Linked DNA regions of Mus musculus: region 1 is linked to region 2. The links are chromatin loops, found by intact Hi-C in ENCODE. Cell type or tissue: heart. All regions are shown on one strand. Links, peaks and the distances in the headings refer to the core of each region. The heading gives the core; the rest is flanking DNA. Region 1 overlaps Ccdc171 (coiled-coil domain containing 171). Region 2 has its middle 27 kb from the start of 6030471H07Rik.

The links. A loop is a pair of places that touch in the nucleus more often than their neighbours do. Peaks named below come from ENCODE experiments on the same cell type or tissue, not always from the same donor. Only the 100,000 strongest peaks of a DNase experiment are listed, where the experiment ranks them.
Region 1: a loop joins it to region 2, with 1.8 times the contacts of the local background. A loop is called at or near these places in 2 of 42 quality-filtered maps.

Annotation. Positions count from the first base shown.
Region 1 is chr4:83,826,469-83,834,468 of GRCm38, reverse strand. The region is part of intron 25 of Ccdc171 (coiled-coil domain containing 171); the gene reads right to left. It overlaps Gm42309 (a long non-coding RNA gene), which reads left to right. Exons shown (of 4, transcript XR_881387.2): 3 at 5,806-5,942; 4 at 7,253-7,307. Among named protein-coding and RNA genes, the nearest start is that of Gm42309, 12 kb to the left of the region's middle. In heart, for the core only: no CTCF peak of the experiment used is centred there; DNase peaks (open chromatin) are centred at 2,768 and 3,078.
Region 2 is chr4:84,011,898-84,024,731 of GRCm38, reverse strand. No RefSeq gene overlaps it. Among named protein-coding and RNA genes, the nearest start is that of 6030471H07Rik, 27 kb to the left of the region's middle. In heart, for the core only: no CTCF peak of the experiment used is centred there; DNase peaks (open chromatin) are centred at 5,741, 6,471 and 8,741; H3K27ac peaks cover 998 bases.

The sequences.
Region 1 (8,000 bases), core at 1-8,000, 190 kb after region 2:
TTTGAAAGGAGGAATTACAAACGGAGAGCATGCAGTTCGGAGGAAGGTATGACAGGGTCCCAGATGAGCTGGAGGGGACTGGGGGGCAGTGGTCTTCCTATGCTTCCTGTCTATCCAATGGGACATTGTGAGTGCTGACCAAATGTAAGAATGAAACAGGTGAAATTGTATAGACGATTAGATCACACCACAATCGAGAAGCATTGGACCAAGCAGTAAGTACTGGCATGGTGACCAGTTGAACTCTTCTGAAGTACTGTCAAAAGGCAGCACTCTGCAGTGATGCTAAAGAGAGGAAACCGTCATAAACGGTTCCTGTTCCAATAACCCCGTTTCAAATATCCTACTCTGAAAAGTAAAAGCATCCATAATCCCATATCAGAAAATAATATAATAAGTTACTCTGTGTGTATATTACATTTTAACCTGCTAGGAAAAATAGAATATTTTAAAGAATTTGAGGATTTTGAAAAAAAAAGTCCAGAAAACATAAATATGTGAAACCATGGTATTTAAAAAAAAAAAAAAGATTACTACAGAGCAAAAGTATTATACAACCACAAAAAAATTGAGTAAGATACCTACATAGGAAGAAATATACTTATCCTTCAAAACACTTTTATTCTTATACTTGCTTAAAGAAAAAATGTCATATTACCAAGAAAAGTCAAAACCAATAAAGATATGCATAATTTTAATCAGAACAATCTATCATACCCAGTGTTACTTAATAAGACACCTTTTCAAAGTGAATCCCAAGACACCAGAAAGGTTTAGCAGAGCTATATTGAAATAATCATTTTTATTGTGAGGAAAATAAATCTATACTGCATACAATCTATATGGCACATTTTCCACCAAATCCATTATTTTCAACTAGAATTCCAAAGAACTAAATGATGGACTGAAGACCCCAACCTTCACTGCCCTTTATCTTAGTGGGGGCATCGTTCTCATCTGTGTCAGGCAAACACTGAGAATAAAGGGATAACCAAAAGAATGAGCCGCGTTCAGCTTCTATCAAAGGATGCCCTAAGCCAAAGTTCTGCAAAAACGAAGACAGCTATTTCTTCGCAATTTCTCCGAGAACACAGAACCATAAGAACAAACGCAAGAAATTTGAAACTTCAAACCAGCCTAACATGGAAGGATACACCTTGAATTCCTCTTGCATAAAAGCAGCTTCAAAAGAGAAGGAGGAAGCCCTTTTGTTCTAGGTAAAAGATCATAACTGCAGGGCTAGAGAATGTGCCAGGCTCTATACACAGCCGCTTCATGCTGAAAGGGGGGAAATTAGCTGGGGGGTTTTTAGACACGGAAAGCTATAAAACTTTTATTCAGATTTAAATGCACTTGTCCCTTAAATGACAATGTGACCTTGTCGTGCCTGATGTTTTCTCTCTGTTGCATCTCCTGAATTTTTTTTCAGAAAGAATATCTAGTCATATCTTTAGGGTATGGGTTGTATGCAAATGGTCAGTAGCTCTGGCCTAGACTCTGTCATCTTGGGCATATTGTATACCCTCTCTTTTTCCTTTGTAAGTTTTATAAATTTCTTTTACAAGTTTTATAAATTTACTTTATAAGTTTGACATGAAGATTAACTCAAATGATAGATGAACTAAAGACAGATGTAGAGCATGCCTCCAAAAAAATCTGGTAGTTTGAAGATGTTCTGGGTTGTTATTGGATACTTACAAGACGACTGATTTCAACTCTGTCTTGAATCAGGAGTCCAACACTTTCTTTCAAAACACACATATTACCTATATGCTCATCCACTTCTACCAAACACTACCTATGTATGAACTCCTACTACAACTTGAACAAATGCTGAGTTAGCTCGCTCATCATTCACTGAAAAGGATTTTCAAGGAAAAGTTCTCATGAGATGATTATGAGACTTAATGCCTTTTGTACTTCCTGTCATGCTTCTGCCTTCAGTGCACTGCTTTCTTTTAATTACTGACTTTTTTCAACTGTTGTTCTGTGATATTGTCATTCATGTCACATAAGAGTAAGTTTTCATGTCCAATAGTGAAAGAAATTGGAATGACCTCAAATACATAGCTATTCACGGTATCTGCATCAATTGTATTGAAAAGGCCAGAGCACCAGAGCCATCAAATAATTACAACCTCTAGCTCCCCTGCAGGTGGAAACAGACAGGTCTAATCAGCCTTCTCACCATGGAAAAATACTTAGGCGATATTAAAATATTAAAAAACCATTTAATGAGGTCCGTTTCCTTCCAAAAGTAAACTGAGTTTGGGTCTGAACACGCTTCAGGCAAGGGACGCTTCCACCATAACATTTTAAAAACTAGCCATTATTTCCCATGCTGAAAAAAAAAATTGCAATTTTATTTCCTAACAGCAAATGAAACTGTCAGGAAAATTTAGGTGTAATAAAGTTGGGTGGTTAAACCAACATGCTAGAATTAAAATAAAACTGAATTAAAGGAGTTAAAAGTAATTCTTGTGTCAGTTGCCCCTCAAAAATACTACTCAGGACTTACTGGTTTGAACAAATGGAGTTTCCTTGTTCTTGATAGAGTCATTAATGGTGATACAAATGAAATTGTGTGTTGAACAATACGTTGATTAAAATGTACTGCTTTTGGCAACTTTTCCACCTAAATAAAAAGTTGTCAGGCAGGGTGAGTTTAGTGGCACAGAGTTTTAAAATGGTGGATTCAGTCCAAGGTTAGCTAATAGCAGCTGACATGCCCTGGAATCTTGCGGCCTAAATCAACATTGTTTTCACAGCTGTAATTAAGCCACCTAATCAGAAGCACATTTTGACGGGACAGTTTCTGGAAGCCAGACATTACAATTTCTTATGCCTGGAGCGCAGTGGTTCAGGAGAGGTCCGTATTTAATTTTGAGTTTAAAAAAAAAAAAGGGGTGGAGGGCAGTAAAATACGAAAGACCACTGAGATGAAGCAGGTCTGTGTGCTCCTGCCTTGACCAGCCTCGCAGCCCGCCCCCAACTCTCCGCTGAGTCCCCCCCCCCACTCTTAAGTGGCAGCTGTACACAGTGAGATGAAGGGCCATTGCCAAGATCAACAGATGAGCTGGTCTGAACTGGCTCTCTGTGTGTTCTGATTGTAAATTGTGCTGGTGATGATTAGAGAACTCCAGCACAGGATGTCGACTCTTAAGCTCGTCCAGAGAAAATCATTCTTTTTTTTTTTTTTAAAGTTCAGGAAAAATTTTTTAACTTTTTTGTGGCTTGGTGCATAGTGTTGTGTCTATTACTTTCACATGATTCAAGTGAATTCACCCAAATTAAGCAGCTCTGTTATTAAAAGAGAGTGTGGCTTGGCTCAGGGCAGGGACCTTCATCTTGGTGTGTCTATACCACAGTGCTGTGGAGAATGTTCTTGCAGTGGTGGCAGCCATGTGAATCTGCCACCTGCCAACAGATCATACTACTAAGAGGAAGACAATTCAGGATGCCAGAGTCACATACCATTAAGTGGCTGTGCTGGTAACATTAACGCAAATAAATTGCCAGCTTGTTTTCTACAGCGCTATTATATTCTATAACATTTAAACTTTCAACCCCAGAGGCCATTGTAAAACTATCAATATGAAAGCCCTAGTCACTGGAGTCTGATTACATTTAGTTCTGCATTTTAATTACATATGGATTCCATTAACTAAACCTTGTGCCTTATAGGCAACATTGTAATCAAATTACTATAATTTTCAAATACGTTACAATAGTTTGACAAGTTAAAAGTTCACATTCCTAACATATTAAATATCAAAAAAACTGTGCATTAAAAAGGGAAATATTTCTTACAAGTATACTAATCCATTCCCCAATTACTTTGGGGACTTTTTGACTACCTAGTTATAAGTTATATTGTAAGGTTTATATACCTCGTATGCTTTTGTGAGTGGTTCCTTGGTGCAGAATATAACCAAATTTAGAAACATTCATTTCATCAATATAAGTGAAGCAGGAACAACATAAAGCATAGAATTCAGAATTCTAAATTGTTATTTATAGCTCAAATAAAAGAATTTTAGAGTTGTGCAGGAATTCAACTTTCATTTCATTTAGAGTCTTCATTCTATAGCCAGGAAAACCAAGACCCATGGAGACTGTGCGGTTTACTTCCCAAAGCTTTGAGATGAGTCAGATGGCAAACTTTCTCTAGAACCCAAATTTCCTGTGTTTCTCTGTCATGTGATTTTGCAGTGTGCCATCCTGTATAAGAGGGGTGATGCCATGCCAGACAAGAACTCATGAAAAAAATTAATGTGTTAAAACACACCCAACCTAGAATTCACAGATTATCCATTTTAAATCATCAGGTACATCTGCAATTTTGTATAGCCATCCCATTTCAGAAAGTTTCCTCATCTCACAGAAACCCCACACCCATTCAGCACTCACTCACCTCCAATGGTCTCCTCCTGCAAACTGTCAACCATTAATCTGAGTCTTTATGGGTTTGCTAGCTTGGGACATTCCATATAAATGGAATCATACATGTGTGGCTTCTTGAAGAAGACTAACTGGTCTGCTCTGGTGTGTCTGGTCTTTTGTGCATATTGCAACATGGATCAACATTTCGTGGCACCTTGGGCTCTGAGAGATGGCTCAGCAGTTAAGAGCACTTACTGCTCATGCAGAGAACCTGGATTCAGTTCCAAGCCCCCACACGACAGCTCGCTCACAATTGCCTAGGACTCCAGTTATAAAAGATCTAACACCCTCTTCTGGTCTCCATGGCTACTGGGTACCATGCATATACACAATGCACAAACAATCATGCACATAAAATTTTCTTAATTAAAAAAAATGTATTGAAGCTTATGGCCAAATAACATGTCACAGTCTGAATACAATATATGTTCATATCTTTTCATCAACCGGCTTATATTGAGGAAGCCTCCTTGGCTATGGTGAATATTTATCCACTACTATGACAAAGTATTTTGTTTGAATAACTGCTCTGAATTCGTCTGGATATATACCTAAGAGTAGACTTGCTGTGCCAAATGAAAATTTCAAATTTAACTTACTGGGGGGGGGGGGGGTCATCAAGTGACCTCAATTATCTCCTAAGTGTTTGTTGAATATTTGTTTGTGTTCTTTAGAAAAGTTGTCGACTAAGATTCTTTGTTCATTTTTAAAATTAGGTTAATGGCTCCAGCTGCATATGTAGCAGAGGATGGCCTTGTTGGGTATCAATAGGAGGAGAGGCCCTTGGTCCTGAGAAGGCTCCATGCCCCAGTGTAGGGGAATGCCAGGACAGGGAAGCAGGAGTGGGTGGGTTGGTGAGTAGGGGGAGGGGAGATAGGATAGGGAGGTTTCAGAGGGGAAACCAAGAAAGGGAATAACATTTGTAATGTAAATAAAGAAAATATCTAAAAAAAAAACTAACACTAAAATAAAATAAAATTAGGTTATCATGTACTCATTGAGTTCAAGAGTTCTTCACATTTTCTACATTAGACCTAACTAGATACTTGACTGTAAATATTTTCTCCTGTTGTATTATCTTTTCACTGTCTTGGCTTTGTTTTTTTGTTTTGTTTTGTTTTGTTTTCATGCACAAAAGTCTTTAATTTTTAAGGATTCCAGTGCATCTGGGTTTCTTCTGGTGTTATAGCTATGACTCAGTTACCAAGCCTAAGCACTTGAAGGTTTAAACCTGGGGGTTTATGGATTTTTCTCATTGTAAGTCTTATACTTGGGGCTTTGATCCATCTTTGAGTTAATTTTTTTGTATGAAACAAAGTAAATGTCCAAGATAATACAATTTATTTATTTATTACTGCTCAGGGAATCCTGTGGAAGAGGAGGCAAGAAGTCTAAGAGACAGAGGGTATGGAGGACACCAAGAAAGCAAGGCCATTAAGTCAACAAGACTGGTGCAAATCAGTGTCCACCGAGACAAAGGCAGCATGCTCAGGACCCGTGTGAGTCTGTAGCAGAGTGAGGTTCTAGACCTGAAAGAAGTGGATACATGTCCCTAACCCAGAAGCTGTCTCCAACTGAACCACTATAAATGAAAACTTATTTTCCTCTAATGGAGTCTCGTTGGAGAAACAAACCACCCTAAGGGCAGGCTGCGTACCCAGCAGCAGAGGACAGCAGAAAAGGAACTCAACGGCGTCTTTAGAGGTTCCTGGCCTTATACTATGTCATGGCCTTTCTGTTTTAAAATATGATATTATTATTATTATTATATTCTTGTATTTTCTTCTCCCTTTTTACCCTATAGGTTCTTTCTATATACATTATGGATTCCAGTTTAATGTTTTTATGGTAGTCCTGAATATGTGAATGAATGAGTTTATTTTTTGGGTTCTTTCTCCTCTGCTTGTTTTGTCCTATTCTGATATGTTAGTTTTGATTTGTCTTTTATACTACATATTATACTATTTTAACTGTATTATATTATATTCCATTAGAAGCCTGTTTTCTAATGAGAGACAGAAAGTGGGTGGATCTGCATGGGAGGGGAGGTGCGAAGGAACCAGGAGAGGGAGGGGAGGAAAAACCATAATCAGGATAGATGATGCAATTAAAAATCTATTTTCAATAAAAGAAAAACATTTAGAATAATCTCTTAGCTACAGATTTTTGAAAAGAGATTATGAGTTAAAATATAATACCTTTATTCAATTTTATAAAACACAAACTACTCACATCACAGTAATTTGAAGCTCCTAGTTGTAAAACATGCTATTGTATAAACTGTATGGCAAGTATGCTGTCCCCAAATAACAGAAGTTTAAATGTCTTTTCTTAAATTTCATCAGAATCCTTAAATGCAGCACTATGCAGATGGGGTGTGTGTGTGTGTGTGTGTGTGTGTGTAGTCTTAGTTTGGAGTACCATTTAAATAATTTAAGCTTTGTTGAATAGTTTATGGTCCTTGCCTGTGCAAGGACTGCCACTCAACAGGCTCCATAAAGGGTTTGAATAAATGCAAATTAGATAAACTAAGAAAAAATCTATTTTTATGTGTGAGTGCCTTGTATATGTATATACAGCATATGAATGTCTGATACCATAGGGTCCAGAAGAGAGTACTGGATCTTCTAAAACTGAATTCATAAATGGACTGTGAGCCATCTGATGTGAATGCCTGGAAATGAACTGCACCTGAGTCCTCTTAAAGAGCAACTAGTACTCTTAATTGCTGAGACATCTCTCCAACCCCAAAATTACACTTTTAAGAATGAACATTCTACTAATTTATGTGAATTCTATTTCTACCTAGATTAATCCTCTCATATGCCCAGCTGTTATAAGACTGAGACAAGGTTTGTGTCAATTTTTTTCCCATTGTCATCAACAAGCATTTCCTGAGTAAAGTATGCTGGTCAGTTTAGTGTGCACAGGCAAGGGGCATAAACTATTCAACAAGGCTGGAATTATTTAAATGGTATGCCAACACAATGCTCTGCTTTGCCACAAACATTATTGGATTTTTGACCCTTTCATGAAGACAAATAAAGAAGCAAAGTACCCAAGTCATTTCACTTTACCATAGACATAATATGGAAATTATTCTACCTGATCTTACTGTCAGTAGGGAAGACCATGAAACACAGTTTGATAGGAATTAATCAGGAAAATGTGGTGCAGGCAAGTTCAGGGGAACTATGGTCTGTGCAGGGGACATGATGAACAGTATGTAGGTACTGGACAAATATTACAGAAGGAAGGCTCTCCCACTTGATATTAACTGAAATAGACCAGCACTTTTTAAGGTCAGGTGGTTGGAATAGATTATAAAATCAGATAGCACATTGTCTCCCCGACTCCAGGATGGTAACTGATTGTGTAGTCAGATTTCTGTGGTACCCAGACAAGATAGTGGAGTGATCAGGGGCATAATAAAGCAAAGCCTTCCTTCTGCCAACTGGAGCTTGGGTAAAAAGCCACAAGCAGTTTTGAAAATTGGTCCCTTTTTTAGATGGTGTAGTGAGGAAAAGAAATGTCATTTTTATTTGAATGTATGTTCT
Region 2 (12,834 bases), core at 2,153-10,152:
GTGAGCCTTCAGGTGTTTTGCCTCCTTGCTAGTTTGCATTGGTGCCAAGCCATTTTCAAAGAAAGGATAAAAAATTTTATGAGTGCTTTCTCTCTCCCATGGAAGGCTTTTCTTCGGCCACTAAGAAATTTGTAGTTCAGTTTGCCCACATTTGAGTCTTCTGTCAAAATTCAGAAGTTTTGTCTTTAGAGCAAGAGGCTCTTGGGAGAAAGACCAAGAGGCAGACATAAAAGGAAGTGCCTACAAAAGGAAGCTAGGCCCTGGACAGGGTGGTGGTCTTTGCAAACCTTTTATGTTCCACCAGGAAATGGACAAGGACAAGGAAGACCTTTCAGGCCCAAGTTGAAGTTGGTACCATTTCCCCCAACTCAGACTTTAGGGTTTGCTTCTCTTCATGATGCATTTAAACAATCTATACTTCTATGGCTTATTTTTTTCCTCATTTGTTAAAGGAGAAGGAGATTGGCTCTGGGTGAGTGAGCCAAGTGTTTGATCCCAGTGCTCAGGAGGCAAAGACAGAAGGATAATGTGTTCCAGGCCAGCCTGGGGTACATAGTAAAACCCCGTCTTTAAAAAGACAAGAGCTGGGAGTATAGCTCAGATCATAGCGGCTGCCTAGTGGGTGAAAAGCTGTGAGTTTGATCTGAGAGAGAGTGAGGGGGAGAGAGGGGGGTTCCACTTTAGCATTAAACTCTGTTTTTTTTTCTTTTCTTTTTTTTGTTTATCTATCTATCTATCTATCTATCTATCTATCTATCTATCTATTTATGTTTGGATTTTTTTGAGACAGGGTTTCTTTGTGTAGCCCTGGCTGTCCTAGTAGCTCACTCTATAGACCAGGCTGGCCTTGAACTCACAGAGATCCACCTGCTTGCCTCCTGAGTGCTACAATTAAAGGCATGCACCACCACTGCCCAGCCTAAATTCTGGTTCTTAAAGAATCAGTCACACACAAAGAATGCAAACCAGCATTTAAGAGCAATGGAGTTGGCCTGTAAATGAAAGCAGATCTGAGGGAAAGACTTGGGGACATTCTATTCTGAGGATGAGAGGATCATCTGACTTGTCCAGACCAAAGGGACAGCTTGGAGAAGACCACACAGCACCCTCTGGGTTCTCTTTCAGATATGTTAGCTCTGTCTCTCATGGAAAGTGTAAAGTGACCAGCCGGGCTCCGGGCAGTACCTGTGGTAGTTGAATCTTATTGGTGCTCATGATTCTTTGAATTCTCAAAGGAGAGAAGCAGAATCTGTCTTCCTTCCAGCTGTGGCATTGCTAGGAAGCCGGTGCCGACTGACAACTTCTGCCTGCACCACTGAGACCCCGCTAAAGAAGCAAACACTGGACCCTCAGCATGCGGGTTTCACGGAAAAACTCAGGGCATCTGCCTTGTTTCCCTTTGGCACAGTGGAGAACACTCCATTCCTCCACAGCACAGACAGTATGGGACACTTGGTTTCTGCTTTGCAACATGGCAGATGGCCTGGGTTGCACGGTCTGAAAGATACTGGTGTGCACGAGGCGGGCTCATTTTCTTGAGCTTTCTCGCCTGGCTTTTCACAATAGTTCTCTGACACAATATTGTCAAAGAAGCAGGGGTGGGGTAGAGACGGAGACGGAGGAGGGAGAAGAAGAGGGGGAGAGGTGAAGTCTAGAGCTCTAGAGGACGACTGTCCCCTCAAGAGGAGCCATGGCCACAAGGCCCTTGGAGCCCGTGAGCTTTCGTCCCCTGCATTATTCCTTTCTTGGATCGCCATCTTTCTCTCGGGAGCCTGAGGCTAAGGAAACGTCTACTTTTCCATACCGGCTCATCATCCATACAGTTCTTTAATGAGAATTCAGAATTCTCTTCATTTTTCTCTCTTTACTTTAGACGCTATGTTTCCAAGAACAAGCCGGACACTGATGAAGCCGTGGCTGATGCATGGTCTGGCTCTCCTCCGGAAGTGGTCAGCCATCCTGGCTCCCAATGGCTGAGAGCCAGTTTCTCAGACAGCCACTGTGATTGGTTGGAGAAAACAGAAACCCCAAATTCGATTTGGTGGTCCCTGGAGACTTCTGAGTGAGTAGGCTTCTGGGAAGGGGTCTCAGACAGGCTGTGCTCTTAGGAGAGAAGTGCTTTTGAAGTGCAGTAAGGAAGAGGAGAGAAACCACAGTGAGGGGGCACTGCCCCTAATGCAGGGCGTGCCCACTAACACCAGTCAGGGGTGGCACTCTAGATAGGAAGTGCGGAAACTTCCTGAACGGGGGACAGGAGGGGGTGTTTTGTGAGATACTTGGGCTCACTGATTCTCTAGCTTTGCCAGCTTGTCAAAGACGCCAGGGTTGAACGGAGGCATGAGCAAAGACTTTGCTGATAATCTACCAGGCAGCTCACTGCCCCTCGAAAAGTCTCTGTTTTGAACAGAGGCTCCAGAAGGAAGCTTCCGTGCCATTCTGAAGTTGGGCGCCAGAACCAAGCAGTCCCAAAGCTACGGCCCAGCTGTGTTAACTAGCTGTGTTATTTCTGACAACTTGTTGACGCACATTATCTTCAGTTCCCTAGGCCCAGTACAAGGATTATACTACTGTTGTCACGGAGCCGTTGTGAGGATTAAAAAAGGCGAATATGTGCAATAGCTGATCTTATGTGCTAGGTTCACCGGGTATAGTGCTATACTCTTTTGTCTAATCACCAGTTTAGATGCTACTGTAAGGTATGTTGTAGATATAATTAACATTTGGATAACTAGACTGAGCAATGCAGATAACCTTTTGTAATATAAGCTGGCCACATCTAATCAGTTGGAGGCCTTAGGAGAAAACACTGTAGCCCCCAGTGTGGAAGGAACCCAGCTTCCTACTGCCTTGAGACAGAAGCCTACTCTTCCTTGGGTCTCTACCTTGCCAGCCTGCCCTGCAGACTTAGGACTCGCTATTCTTGTGATCTTGTGAGCCAATTCCTTAAACTTCATTTCTCTGTCTCCACCCTCCTCTCGAGCCCTATGGGTTCTGCTCCTCTAATACAGTAGGCACAAAATATCGAGCAAGCCCACTTCTGGCCATATTATGAACTTGATAAAACGTTGTTACCCTTTAAAATGTTTAATTTATTCTTTGATGATTTCATATGTGAGAACAATGTATTTAGATCACATCCATGCCCCATCTCACTCCCCCATCTGCCGTGTGCTCCTGCCTCACCTAAGCCTCAGCATCAGCAAGAGCAAGCTGTGTTGGACTAAAATTTAAAAGACTCTAAAGTCAAAGTATTAGTAACGAAATGTAGAATAAAAGTAGGATAACGATGCTTTAGGCCTCTGGTCATTGTGACAGGACACCTGACATTATCCATTTAAATTTTTCAAAAACACATTAATTTTAGCTCATGGTTTTATATACTTCAATCAGATGGACTAACCTGAAAGTCTTTCTGTGCCTGGCTTTGTTTAGCATGTCTTACACCTTTCAAGTTTCAAGTTCTTTGTGAATGACAGTGTTTTCTTCTTTTCTAAGACTCAATAGTTGTGTGTGTGTGTGTGTGTGTGTGTGTGTGTGTGTGTGTGTGTTTGTGTCTGTCTGTCTGTCTGTGTGTGTGTGTCTGTGTGTGCATGTGCGTGCATGCAGACATACATTCATATAGTCATATAGTCATCTTGGTTGTTCATTTCTCCCTTCCTCTCTGGGTGGGCACCCATCCTCCATGCTTCCCCCTCTTAGCCTCATTCCTCAGATCTGAGTGTGTGACCTTTGCTTCCTCCTGGGTGTGTCCCCAAGCTCCACAGCTGTGTGAACTCAGCCTCCTGAGCCCTGAGGACCTACCATGCAGTGTAGGTGGGAGAGACTGAAAGATGTAGTTAGCTGGGTGGGAAGGCCACTCCTGGGAGGCCGCATTCTGTGCTGGAAGCCAGCTCCACCCCTGACTGATATTTCAACAATTCCAGAAGGAGCATTTGAAAGACCTTCTGCCAAAGGACTACTACTGTTCTGTACACTGTACACAGCTTTTGCTCAGTCACATCAGGGGTTCTTTACAGAGTCACAGAGGTTAATGACTGAGGAGAGGAAAAAGCCTCACTAAATCCTCGGGACACCTGAGAACCTAGCACTAGTGTTTGGTCCTTTGAAACAAACACACCCTCAAAAAAAAGGACAAGGGATAGAAGGTATTGGGTTTTCTTGTTTTCTTGCAAAGATCTTTCACTCACTTTGAAGTTCAGCAGCCTCAAGCATTGCCTCTATTTTGTGACCTTGGGCAAGTTGCTTCTCTGAACCAAACCTTAAAGATGGAACTTTTCTTACTTGCTTGCTTTAAGAATTGTGTGTGTGGCGGGGGAACCACAAAGCATCAACACAGTGCCTAGAAGCACAGTGATAAGTATGCTCACAGAATCTGAGGAGCATCTCTTGGTTGCATGCCTTGAAGCTGCAGGCTAGGAGAGTATTTTGTTTTTATTCGCCATGAAGGAGAAGGGACACAAATGTGCACTGTTTTGGGACTTTGGTGCAGTTTCACCTCTTCTCTGCTTACCTGATATCTCATCTCGTCACAAGGTGATTCCTACGAGGGAAGTCGGGGGTTGGAAGTCAGCAGTTCACTTTTTCAGAGCATCCAGGTCCCCTTGGGTGGGCTCTGCTATCCCTAGCAAGCAGACCCCGCCTTACTTGGCTCCTGCAATCCACAAAGTGGTATGGCTGGCGGCCATGGGAGAGTTCTTTTTCTAAAGTATGTTTTCTCTATAAACACAATCATAAAATGAAAGCCAAGTGTCAGTAATGGCCGGTTGCACCCAGCCCAGCCCAGAGGTCAATGTGGAGGAGGAGAGGCCCTGTGTCCCACCGTGTTGTCAGGATGCACAGACCCTTCCTTCCCCAGATTCACTTGGCTGGAAGAGTTTCAAGAGGGTCAAGGGAGAAAAGGCTTTAGGAAGGAAAAACAGAAGGAGGAGGAAGATGAGGAGGAGGCGGCAGTGCTGGCTAAGGGGCGGCTATGCTTAGCTGCTCCCTCTCCAGGCTCCTCTGCTAGACTCAGAAAAATAATACTCCTTCCACCGACTTGTCATTTGACCCATAAATTGCAGTACAGGGGTGCTTAAGACTCCCCCTGGGGCTTTATCTGTGCACTTCCGGTTCTAAAGCAGAGTTCCTGACCACGGACATGGCCACACCATCACAGAGCCTGCCGTGGGATGAACTGGATCCGTGGGATCCCTGAGCTCTGCAGCCATGGGCAGGAGTGATGGGAGGCTCTCTCTCCCTCTGACTGCATTCCCATGGATGGGATCAAGTGGAGTTTTGGAAGGATGATTGTTGGCAACTCAAGCCCTGGCTCCTTGAAGGCACAAAGTGGAATGGAGTCACCTCTGTGAGTCAGAAGACAAGAGCCTGCGGGCTTAAGTGGTAGAAGCCCTCTGGTCCCAGAGCCCTGTGGCTATGGAATTCCCTCTCTGACACCCCTAGCATTTTGGTCTGTCTGTTCTTCCCTCCCCATGCCTACCACCATGGGAGCTAAGCTCTTACTCAAATACTTGATGAATACCACTGGTTCTAGCTACATTTCGTGGTCCATGTCTCTTTTGGACCTGCTTTTAAAAATTGGTTCTTCAAGGAGGGTGGAGGGCAGGGGAGGACATCCAGAGGTGTGACAGGCAGAGCTGGCTCTGAATCCTTCCAGATGCACTGTGGTCTCTTCAGAAGGAAAACTTAAGGCTCACAGCTGCATTGCTACAAGCGTGGGGATGAAGCCGCCGAGGGCCTCCACATATTTTCCTTGGCTCCTGCACAAGCCGTTGACATCATTTCAGACTGCACCATTCAGCCACTGCTGTTTAGAACTTGTGGCCGAGTGGGGCTACGTTCCAGAATCTGGGGAAGGTTCTGATTGCAAATTGGGTGGTGGTGGTGGTGATGGTGGTGGTGTGGAGGTGGTCCCACCAAGTTTGTAAAAACAAACAAAGATTCACTGAACCGTGCCCTTCCTCCACTGGGATGACGAGCGAGGTGAACTCTGCCCGCTGCCAGCCCACTCCTGTAATGCACAGGGATCTAGGCTGGAGCAGCAGAGCCTTTGTTCTGGTTCTAAGAAAGGGAGAAGTGACAAATAACTGCTGTGGGTATGAAAACCAGAGGTTCCAGTAGCAAATTCTGTCACATCCTCCCAAATACCACTTGGGCCTGGGCCACTCTGGGCCCATCTACCTTTCCCTGCAAATTCCACATTTCAGGAAAACCCTGTTAACAGTTCCCAGAGGCCCCAGAAAAGGAAATGGCAAGAGTCAGATGTGTAAATATTAGGAAACTGGGCATGTAGGTGGGTGGGTGCGTGCTGTGTGAGAGGATTAATGGCGTCAGGCGCCAGCCAGCTCCTCTACATGGGACTCCTGTGAGGGAGAGTCTCTTAGAGTCAAGTTCTCACAGCTCCACAAAGCCCTCCATTCTGGACCCAAGTACAGCTGGGAAGAATTTCAAAAGTGCAGGCGAGCTTAAGGAAGATTAGGGAGAGCCAGAGGAGAGTGCCTCTGATTTCCGCGGACGATGTCACTGTGGTGTCCAGGATGTGAGACTCCCTGTCTCCCACCAGGGACAAGGGGGCTTACTGTGACTTCCCAGCCTCTAAGGCTGCCAGGGCTGACTCGGAATCCCAGAAGAGTCGCTGTACTTCCACAGCTTCCACTGATGACTTCTGTGGGTCAGAAATGAAGCACGGTCTTCTTTCCCCTGCCTCTCACAGTACAACTGCCAATGTCTGTGGTGTAAATACTCCCGTTGGGGCCAATTTTAGGTTGCCAAAATATTTGGGGACAATTTTTCATCATTCACTTAGAGTTCTTCACATCTTGCGAGCAGAGGGACTGACAGCTACTATTCTGGATTGGTTTTCAAAGTCCCTCTCCACCCCCAGCCCACATTTAAGGCAGAAAATATAGACCCCAGGTCTCCAGAAGGTGGCAAGTATACACACTAGGAGAAATTGCTCCTTGTGCAGGACTACCCCAGGAGAGCTGTTGATCAAATCCCCTTCATTAACTCTGTGTGAAAGAGAAATACGCCTTCCTCACCATGAGACAATGAGACTTAGGTTTGCTGGTGCTTGCTGGTATTGCTTACCCTGGCTAATACAGGTAGCCACCACAATTCTCTGCACTTAGAGATAAGGAAGTTGAGGTTTGCAGGCTCATGGATTAGGTAAGATTGCTGGTAAATGGAAGAGCCAAAATCTATATCCAGTTCCATCCTTCTCCAAAGCCTGTCTGTAAGCTTTGATGGCTTCCCATGACAGAGGCCAGGGTAGCAAGGGGTCTGAGGGCTGCTGGTTTCCCAGGAAGGGAAACCGATCTCCCTGCCAAAGAAGGCCTGTTCTGTGGTGTGTACCACATTCTCAGGGTAGTCTGGGCTGAAATCTGTCCATCTGCTGCTCCCTGGGAGATGGCTTCATTGTGTACAAGCTGCTACTGTTCAGGGCAGAGCAGGGATTCTCTGAAGAACTCTATCCTGACAATGACTATGCACCCAGGACAGCTGGGGGACTAAGCCAGGTCCTATGACAATGAAACACTCACCACAAGGGGACTGTGTGTTTGTGACAATTTGGTAGCCACTCATCACTGGGAAACTGCTGTAGCCACATCCCTAGTCAGCTGGGAACCGCCAGGGTGCACAGCCAGGAGGGGTCGCCAGGAAGCAGCCGCCCAGCTTTGACTTCCCTGAAGGTCCCAGGTAGCTTACATAAATCACCTTTTAAGCATCTCTGCTGCACCTGCTGCAGACATACAGCTGCAGTTACAACTGCTTGCATGACTGTCTTAGAGACTGACACAGGATTTGTGTTCTGATTTCTGGATGTGTTTTTAAAGGAAAACTCCGACAAAAGTATTTGAACAAGGCCACGTTTGGTTTGACATTTAATGAATCACCCGTGTTGAAAAGGGAGAAAGTACATGGATTCGGGAATGCCTTGGAAAACACCAACCATGGAAACACTGCAGGGTGATAAAAGGAAGCTCGGGAGGTGGAAGGGATGTCTGTCCTATTAGATGCTGCCTGTCCTGGCACTGAAGGAGGGAAATGTTCAGGAGGCAGCTCTGAAGTGTCTGACTTCACCGGCGAGGTTCTCTGAGCTGTTACTGTAATCCACACCACTTTTCTGGAAAAGAACCCAATGAGGTTAGGGCAGGTGAGGGTGCTCATGTTTAAAATCCTAGCATTCAAAAGGCTGGGGCAGGAGGTTGGTGAGTTTGAGGCCAGCCTACATAGGAAAATCCTCATGTGGGTGTGTTTGTGTGTGTGTGTGTGTGTGTGTGTGAGCGCACATGTATATGTGTATATATATATATATATATATATATATATATATATATATATATGGAGAGAGAGAGAGAGATACAAAGTACAAAAGAGAAAGATTATCCTCCACACGAGCACACTAGATCAGGATTGTGTAGAAAATGCCTGATGAATTCTTCCCCAGAATGTTTGTGAGACAGGCTCACTGCTCAGTCATGGGTCTAGATGACCACCCTCTGAGCCTGTGCTCTGTGTCTCTCATCCTGACCTTCTAGAGGAACAGAGCCTTGGCTTTGCCTCTGGTCCTCTTGGCATGGGTATTCCTCCCCACCACCCACCTGGTAGGTCACTGCTGTTCACAGCTACTTCCAGGCTCCCAGAGGTTCTGACGCAGACTGGAGAGCTCAGCCGAGGTGTGACTAGATGGACATAAAATAAGTAGCTATGAGGCTGAGAGCCTGACTGCTGAGCTCTGGAAAATACAGGCTTCACAGACCATTTCTCTCTCTCTCTGGGTCCTGCCCAGCTCCTCCCAAGCCTTGGCACTCCACCATCCAAGAGGAGGAACAGTAACTAATAATAGACACCATTTCCAATAATAACACAGGACTCCCATCCCACTATAGAGTCCGAGGGATTAAAATACTCCGAATGAAAGAAACTGCTTGTTTCATGACTCGACCTTTGGCAAGCATGGCTACTGATCCCCAGCCGTCCCTAGACTGGCCTGTACAGGTCGAGACAGGGAAATTGCAGTCTTTGCTTCCCTTACAGGGCCCCTCCCCTGTGCATCCCACCACCTTACTTCCCTCCCTCAGCTGCCTTGCCACCACTCTGTTCCAAACCTGCATCTGAGCTTGCTTTTCTTGTCTCGAAACCATTCTGTCATGCCCAGCCCCAAACCTTGGGCCATCTGAGCCCCAGGCTAGCTATGAATGGTAAATTTACTTAAAAGGTTATTAGGGGTTTTATGATTTTTTTTGTAACTCAGTTGTGCTATTCTTGAATATGACCTTTGTAGATGACAATGTCACGTTTATTGCAATGCCAAGGGTTGGCTGTGCCTTTAGGCAATGAGATCTAAATTCCTGGCTCAATTGGTAAGGTGTTTGCCATGCAAGCATGAGAACACAAGTTCATTCCACAGCACCCATACGAGAAAGCCGGGAACAGTGGCAAGCCCTAACAGTCTCAGAACTAGGGACGTAGAAACAGGTAGATTCCCTGGGGCTTATGGCCCAGCCATCCTAGCCAATGTGGCAAGCTCTTTGCCATTAACAGACTAGCTACAAGAAGTGAAGCTGCCCCTCAAGAACAACATCTGAGGCTCCTCTGGCTGCCACACCCATGCAGGTGTGTGTGTGTGTATGTGTGCCTGCACATGTGCGCAAATGTGCCACACTGGTGATGGCTAATCTCCATTGTCAGCCTGACTACACCTGGAATTAACTAAAATTGCAAGTCCCTGAGCACACGTGTGAGGGGTTTTTAGTTAATAGGATCATTTGAGATAGGAAGACTTGCCCTTAATCTGGACTATACCTCCTCCTGGTAGCCTATGGAAAGGACAAGCTTAAAAGAAACTTTTGTTCTTTGCCTATTTGCTCTTATTCTTGGTTTGATGGCATTAGAGCCATTCTTTGGGGTTCTGACATATCCTGAAAAAGAGCTGAGACACCCAGCCTCGTGAACCAAACAACCACCGGATTTTTTGGTAGACAGCCATAGTTAGACTAGCTGGACCATAGCCTGTAAGCCACTCTAATAAGTCACATATAAGTATATTCTCTCAGTTCTGTTCTCTAGAAAATCGTAGTAGTACACGCACATACCAATATCAGGAAATCTACATACATCTAAGTGCCTAGGTATCAAATGTAAAAGTTGGTAAATTTTGACATACACATAACAATCTAACCACATCTTCACGATTTCCTTATCTCCCAGAGTTCCCTACGACCGGTGGATGCTCCCTTCAGCCATAAGCAACCACTAGCCTCATTTCTATCATCGTGGAGAAATCTGTCCAACTTTGAGTTTATTTAAAGGAATCATACAATCTTGCTGTCTGTCTCCTCCATAAAACCTAATGGGCTTGGATTTTTGTTTGTTTATGCAGGTTTTCACATATGTGGGTAGTTTGCTCTTTTTCTTTGATAAATAGCATCCCATAGTGTGACTATGCAGGGATGATTTCAGTTGCTGGATTCTTGATCTGTTTGCAGTCTTAGTGATGCTGTTGGGAACAATCTAGCCCAGGTATTTATGTGAGTAAGTAATACATGGGAGGAAGTAGACATGCTGGAACATAGGACAGGTGTGGAACTTTAAGAAATCCTCAAACTATTTTCCAGACCAGGTTTGCCACCTGACACCTCGTCCACGGTGTAGGAAATTGGGTACATTACGTTCCTGTGACTCTGTCTGCCTTCACTGTTTCCATGCATAAAAGTCCCCTGACTGCTACCTGACTCATCTCCTAAGCCACCTCTCCTAAGCCATGTAACGTCTGAAACAAATCAGCTAAAAATAGTCCATACCTCAAACTCACCTAAAGTTCCTTCTCACTCGCAGTGTCTGAAGTAGCTTAGTGTTGGCAGGACATTGGGAGAAGTAATTCAACATGGTCTTGTAGAGAATCAGCTATGGGCAGCTCTGCCATGTCCAAGTGAGGCAGCTGATGGAGGGGAACAGGGAGTGGAAGGAAGGCACCCTTCACTGTAAGAATGGCCCAGAGGTGGCCATCCCATCAGCCAACATTTCATGATGGGAACCAATTGTAGCTTACAGGGAGCCAAGCAAAGCTGAGTGGTTGAGTGGCCAGCTGGACAGCTGCATGCCAGCCATCAGACACAGGATGCGAAGGGAGTACCAGTCTTCTGGGTGGGTGATCCCCACCCCCTCAAGAGTTACCATCATTTCCTTCTACCCTGGCAACTGCTCCATTGGCACAAAGTTTGCATCTGCAGGTCATGTGAAATGAATTGCTCTTTCCACCATACCTCCATCTTGTTTGTGGTTCCCCTTCACCACATAGGACAGTTACGTGCAGAGGGAACTTTCTTCCTTCCATTCCTCACTATTTGGCTGAGGATTTTCAAGGTGGGCTGAACCCCGAATGCTGTGTGGAGAGGAAGCCTCTCTTGTCTCTCTGCTGAGATCTGGGCCCTGGTAAGTCAGATATCACACTCCATCTAACACTGTGCAAACCAAAGCAGCTCAACTCAGAGAGGGACACAGCTGTGCAAACTTGTTGGCATGGTAAGGTACAAAGTCAACTAACCATATGCTTTGAGTACTGTGCCTAGACACTAGCTTCACTTTGTCGCATAGAGACAGCCAAGGTGAGTTAGCACAGAACCTCAATTGTATACATCAATGTGTTCTCCACACTGTGTTTTAAGACCCACAGGGCTGGGGCCCTGCAGTACTCTGACACATCATGTGTTGTAAACACTTCATTAGTGTTCATGGGTGAATGAATAATGACTTCTCCTTGCTAGGGGTTTCTTTTGCTGTGATGAAACACCATGACCAAAAGCCAGTTGCAAAGCAAAGGGTTTATTTGGCTTATACTTCCACATCACTGTTCATCACTGAAGGAAGTTGAAACAGGAACTCAAGCAGGGCAGGAACCTGGAGGCAGGAGCTGATGCAGAGACCATGGAAGAGTGTTACTTACCTGTTTGCTGCTTGTGGCTTTCTCAGCCTACTTTCTTATAAAACCAAAGACCACTAGTCTAGGGTGGCATCACCCACAATTGACTGGGTCCTCCTCCATTAATTACTAATTAAGAAAATACCCTACAGGCTTGGCTACAGCCCGGTCTTATTGTGACATTTTGTCAATTGAGGCTCCCTCCTCTCTGGTGACTCCAGCTTGTGTCAATTTGACATAAAACTAGCCAGCACATAATTACAATGTTTATCGTTAAGGTTATTGGTAAAGTATTATTAGGAGCCTGATAATTTTACAGGAACAAGAGTTTGCACTTACTATCTCAGTTAATCCTAATGCCATTCCTGCAAAGTAACCATTACCATTTGTTTTAGAGGAGATGTTACAATTTGGGTTACTTGAGTGACTGTCCCTCATGACGTGTGGCTAGCAGTAAGTGCCAGAGCTGACAATGGAAGTTGCGCACTTGCCTCAGTGCCACATATGAGCCACAGGGCTTTTTTTTATGCCCCCATATATTCTTTCTCAACAATGAAGAGCAACAAGTCCAGCCCACCATTCCTGAGCATTGAGCAATTCATCCCCTTCTGCCATTTTCCTTGGCCAGCTCCACTGCCTGCCCAGTGGAAGGAAGGTGGGGGCTTGTGGTAATTACAGACCGTGTTGTCCTTTTCATTTATGTCTTCACAATCCAGCTTGACACTGTGTCATAAAAGTTTATGTACTGTGTTCTCTCCGTTCCTCACTAATATTCGCCAGCATTCTCCCCGGCCATCCTGAATCAATACCACCGCTCCCCCTTTCAATAAAGAAGGGAGCTGTGAACAAGGCCCAAATGTGCACAGTGACTATTTGCGGCAATTAGACGTCACTCTGAAAAATGGCCACTCTGA